Linked DNA regions of Homo sapiens: region 2 is linked to region 1. A link is a loop called in an ENCODE intact Hi-C map of the cell type or tissue named here. Cell type or tissue: K562. All regions are shown on one strand. Each heading gives the region's core, and the rest is flanking DNA. Links, peaks and the distances in the headings are about the cores only.

Evidence for each region. Peaks named below come from ENCODE experiments on the same cell type or tissue, not always from the same donor. Only the 100,000 strongest peaks of a DNase experiment are listed, where the experiment ranks them.
Region 2: it touches region 1 in a loop (27-fold over the local background); 3 of 110 quality-filtered maps call a loop at or near these places.

The regions. Positions count from the first base shown.
Region 1 is chr2:227,765,184-227,768,100 of GRCh38, forward strand. No RefSeq gene overlaps it. Among named protein-coding and RNA genes, the nearest start is that of SCYGR8, 21 kb to the left of the region's middle. RefSeq lists an enhancer at 1,177-1,226. In K562, for the core only: a CTCF peak has its summit at 1,325 (motif pointing left); a DNase peak (open chromatin) is centred at 1,328; H3K27me3 peaks cover 203 bases.
Region 2 is chr2:227,032,154-227,035,038 of GRCh38, forward strand. COL4A4 (collagen type IV alpha 4 chain) reads right to left here. Exons shown (of 48, transcript NM_000092.5): 38 at 1,257-1,328; 39 at 1-123. Among named protein-coding and RNA genes, the nearest start is that of COL4A4, 130 kb to the right of the region's middle. In K562, for the core only: a CTCF peak has its summit at 1,429 (motif pointing right); a DNase peak (open chromatin) is centred at 1,418.

The sequences.
Region 1 (2,917 bases), core at 169-2,668:
GTGCCGCCACACCCAGCTAATTTTTGTATTTTTAGTAGAGACAGGGTTTCACCATGTTGACCAGGCTGGTCTCGAACTCCTAACCTCCAGTGATCTGCCTGCCTCAGCCTCCCAAAGTGCTGGGATTACTGGAGTGAGCCACCGCACCCAGCTCACAATTATTTTTTAAGGTGAGGTCTTGCTATATATGGCCTAAACTGGACTCGAACTCTTGGGCTCAAGTGATCCTCCTGCCTGGGCATCTCAAGTAGCTGGGGCTACAGGTGCATGCCATTGTGCCTGGCTCCCACAATTTATTTATGTCACCAATAATGGGCATTTATGTTGTGTCTAATTTTTTGATATTGTAAACAATGCTGCAATGAGCATCCTTGAACATATAGACATGTAGATTCTACCAGAAACTACCCTTAAAGAAAAGATTTGTTTTTTTGTGGTGGTTGTCAGTGAAAGCACTACCCCAGTATCATGTGGCTCTGGAGGTCTCTGTGTCATTAAGTAACCTCAAAACCTGCAGCATATGGTTTTGAGTTATCTTAGTAATTCCCTCTTCTTTTATAATTGGAATTTGAGTGGAGAAAATTAAACAATACACATGTAATAACATCATTCTTTATCTGTTCCCTACTTAATATGTGATTTCTTTTATTGGCTGGAAAAAGTACATAGCTGCTGATTTATCTACTTCAAGTAGCAGGACAATATGCTTACCTTAAATAGTCAAATGTAGAAAAGAACAATGGTCCTGAAACACAGTCCACGCCGTCACAGGAAGAGGAGAGGCCTGAGACTATGAGGAGAGGGAGAGACCAGTGATCAAAACTGAGCTCTACAACAGTCCTCTCTGTTGGGGGAATTAAAAAGCAAAGGATTTGAACAAGTAATTCACAGATGGGGTAGTACAAATGGCCAGGAAACTTCTCAAATAACTTGGAAAACGTGAAACCCCAAGGATAGTGTTAAGAGACCGCTTTAAAGTGAGATTTCTGTTATTCATGTTTAAAATATGAAGTATTCATCAGTCTTCTGGAAGAGACTGACACACAAAAAATATAACAAGTAGCTTGTATTGATCTTTCACCAGGAGACTTTCTGAGAACTTTTCACATATTAGCTCATATAATCCACATAGCAACTTTATGAAGTAGACAGTTAATTATTTCCATTTTGTAGATAAAGAAAACAAGGCGCACAGAGGCATTCCGTGTTTTGTCCAGGGTCATTCAGTCCTTGGCAGAGCTGGCATTTGGGGTCAGGCAGCTGGGCTCCTGGGCCCGAGCGCTTAAACACTGCCTTGTGCTACCACCTGGTGGTCAAAAGCGATACACGCAACAATGGAGGTGAGCCCAGGCCAGCCAGGAGCCGGCTCCCTGGAGGATGTGAACTTGAAGCAGAAATCAGGAAAGACATTCCAGGGAGAGACAGCAGCACTCGCCAAGGCACAAAAACAGCAGTTACTGCTCCATGCATGAGGAGCAAGAGACAACTGGGAATGATAGCAAGAGGAGTAAAAAATAAAAAGAATTTCTTTTCTTTTTTTTTTTTAAAGAGCAAAGAATGATGTGTTAGGAGATTGAGTGGAGAGGTCAGCTGGGACCAGATGACGGGAGAGCTCCTAGTAAGGGGATTGGACTTTATTCTGAGGCTGATGGAAAGCCACTGAAGAGCTTTTAATCACGGCAGTCGGCCAGGCGTGGTGGCTGACACCTGCAATCCCAACACTTTGGGAGGATGAGGCAAGGGAATCGCTTGAGGCCAGGAGTTCTAGACCAGCCTAGGCAACATAATGAGACGCCCCCGTCTCCACAAAAATGAAACACCACACACACACACACACATATTAGCTGGGTGTGGTAGCATGCCTGTGGTCCCAGCTACTTAGGAGGCTGAGGTGGGAGGATTGCTTGAGCCCAGGAGATTGAGGTTGCAGTGAGCCTTGCACTCCAGCCTGGGAGACAGGGCCAGACCTTGTATGGAAAATTGATCAGTCGGCCGGGCGTGGTGGCTCGTGCCTGTAATCCCAGCACTTTGGAAGGCTGAGGCGGTCGGATCACCTGAGGTCAGGAATTCGAGACCAGCCTGGCCAACATAGTGAAACCCCGTCTCTACTAAAAATACAAAAATTAGCTGGGCATGGTGGCGCACGCCTGTAGTCCTAGCTACTCGGGAGGCTGAGGCAGAAGAATCACTTGAACCTGGGAGACGGAGGTTGCAGTGAGCTGAGATCATGCCACTGCACTTCAGCCTGGGCAACAGAGCGAGACTCTGTCTAATATATATATAATATATATATATATATATATATATATATATATAGATAGATAGATATAGATATAGATATAGATATAGATATATATCGATCAGTCATAATCAGTCAATCATGGCAGTGACCTGGGGAGAGTTACAGTTTGTATAAAGTCCCTAGTGACTGTGAGGAAAATGGATGTGGGGGACAAGGCCCAGGGAGACCAATGCAGAGCCGCCAGGAAAGAGCCTGCAAGTTCCCAAGTCACCAGGACCCCAGCGGTGACGGAGTGGGGAGAGCACAGGTTCAAGAAATATTTAGAAGGCAAAGCTGTCAGCACTTGGCGAATGAACGTGATGCGAAATGGACAGAGTGGGAGAAGCAGGCTACAGACACCAGGAAAAAGATCGTTCCAATCACTCTTTGGCTGTTCCGAGCCTTATAGCGGGATCCTCAACCAGGGGCCATTCCGCCCCCCAGGAGACAACCAGCTGTGTCTCGGACAGTTTTGCTGGTCACAGCAAGCGGCCGGGGTGGCGGTGCTAGAGGACGCTGCTAAACCCCCTTGGTGCACAGGGCAGGCCCCATGGGACGGGAATCCTGGGCTCGGGGCGCGGCTGCCTGGGTCCCCTCTGGCGGCGCCAGCTCCAGGAGGCAGGAAACGAGGAGGCC
Region 2 (2,885 bases), core at 1-2,500, 730 kb before region 1:
GTCCTGGGGGACCTTTCTTTCCACGAGGACCTGGAGGAGAGATTCCTGGGCTCCCAGGGTCTCCTCTCTCCCCTTTTAGCCCAGGTATTCCCACTGGACCAGGTGGCCCCACATCATGCAAACCTTAATGGGGAAAACAGAATTAATACTATATCTTCTCTTTTCTTGTCCCTGTTATAGTGCCTGAAAAGGAACCACTTCCCAATAGCGGCAGAGGAGTGGCTGGTTCTGCAGACACCAACAACTGGTTGCAGTGGTGATCCAAATGTCTGCACCATTTCTCTCTTAGGACCTATCACACTGGTCAGCCATAAGTTTTATTTCTTTTATAGTTATTTTCCAGATTTTAAAAAACAACAACTTAGAGGCAATACCAACCTCCCACCTCTACAATGGAGAGAGTAAAAACAAATGAGATACAATAAGTAATTATGCATAAGTTGCTTTGAAATTTGAGGTGGAAACTGGCATGATTAGAACTATTGTGGAATTTCACACTGGGAAGGAAGGACATCAGTGTTTTCTTGGAAGGCACACACATTTAATCTATTTGGAGGATCTACTAAATGAATCTTAAGTGACTATATTACTGGATCTTCCAAACTAGAAAGATTTCACCTCTCTCCAACAATAAATTCAAACCTAGCAGCACAATTCCTCTTCCCCAGGGTCACTCAAATTTGCATGTTAGGTTTCAGCTACTTTGTCTGATCATAAGCGGTTTTTCTGAGAAAGTAACGCAACAAATGTGCATTATACTAACAGAACAAGATACACTTGTCAAAGATTAACCTGTTTGCGGTATGAAAATAACAGCAAATTGTGTAGGTAATTTGTTTTAGCAGTGGCCATAAAAGGATGCTATTAGTACTAATTTGACCCATGTGGTCAAACATAGCATTACTATACTTAATACAAAAATTCTAAAATCCCCAGCTATTTACTTGTTAGGATAACATTTTGAAATCTGGCTCAATTGTTCAGAGTACTTTTAGTGGACAGAAAATTCCAAGCAATACCAACAAAAGACACTGTTAACCAACCATTCCTTCTTAAATAGGGTTTTCTCAAATGTCCTTTTCATATGTCATTTTCAGCACTAAAAATAGCTCCAATAGTGTGTCTCTAACCTAAGCCAGTTTTTTTCAGTTTTGCCTCCAAATCTCATGAAGTGCAGAAATACCAGGGAGGGTACCACTTTCTCTCATGAACCATGGACTGAAGCTCAGTCTGTTACGAATCGATTAGGTGCTTACCTGAAGCACCTTTAGTTCCTTTCTGACCTTTCAATCCATGCAAGCCGTTCAGGCCAGGTGATCCGGAGGGACCTGAAAAACACCACAGGCCTGTGACCCAAAGGAAGACCAGCCACCGGTACTCACTCTAGCCACAAACGCAGGCACTGCCCAGCAGAGGGCGCGTTGCTGGGGCCAGCAAACAGCTCTGAGCGTCTGGACTTCATCATCAGGGTGGAAACCCAGGCCCAGGACTATTTAACACATTCATCCGGTAAAGATTTTCTGCCAAGACAGCTTAACACAAACATTTCTTTGGTTTTAAAGTACTGCTGTTGGTTTCTGATCCTATCGTGACCAGATATGGTCTAGAATTACTGAATCTTGGCATAGGAAGTGACCTTTGATTTTATGACAATAAAATCACCCTACATGAGGAAAGAGATCGGATGGGAGCAAATCCAGGCCTCACACCTCCCAGGCTTGGGGTCACTGCACCCTCCTAGGGGCTGCAGGCTCCTGGTTTCTTCAGGATCTACTCATGGAGATGCAGTCAGACGAGAGGACGCATGGCGCCTGTGGCATGCTGGCAAATGCTTGCCCTGCGATGCTCAGGCCTGCATGGCGAGTGTGGCTCCAGCTATTGCTTTGCAGTCACTTCTTTCACAACCATTCTGATGCCTTTCTGCAGAACCTAAGTTTATTTTGCGATGATCACTGAAAACTCCCGTCTGTGTAAACAGACATTACCCCACTGATGCCTGTGCCTTCTCTCAGAACCTTCTGTTTAGTTCTCCAAAGAGCCGTCCACCAGCCTGGCTTGACTGAAGTTGTCACTAAACACTTCCAGTGGAAAATTTTTTTTAAGGTTTTTTATCAACGTATGTTGAGTTGTGTTGAAGTTGTCTGAACGAGAGCCTTTTCAAATGACACTTCTTGATGGCCCTTGGTAAAGTTGGAGGAGGAGAGGCAAGGAAGAAAGCAGGTAAGGAATATTTATCGAGCATCTCCAGGGCACTGAGCCATCTGCTGGGTGCCTTCTCACAAGTCCTGTCCCACTGATGGCTACGAGCACTGAAGCTTCTTCCCAGCCTCTGGTCAAGCCTGGAAAACTTCCTATCTCATCAGTAGATCTTCCACCCAGTAGCTGTTCTTTTTTTTTTTTAATTAATTAATTAATTAATTTATTTATTATACTTTAAGTTTTAGGGTACATGTGCACAATGTGCAGGTTAGTTACATATGTATACATGTGCCATGCTGGTGTGCTGCACCCACTAACTCGTCATCTAGCATTAGGTATATCTCCCAATGCTATCCCTCCTCCCTCCCCCCACCCCACAACAGTCCCCAGAGTGTGATGTTCCCCTTCCTGTGTCCATGTGTTCTCATTGTTCAATTCCCACCTATGAGTGAGAATATGTGGTGTTTGGTTTTTTGTTCTTGCGATAGTTTACTGAGAATGATGATTTCCAATTTCATCCATGTCCCTACAAAGGACATGAACTCATCATTTTTTATGGCTGCATAGTATTCCATGGTGTATAGAGCCTCTCGGTGCACAGCCAGCCTGTTTACTTAGTGTAGGGTCACATCTCTCAAATTTGGGATAAAAATACCATCAGCTTATAAGGTTGAACACAGAAGGTG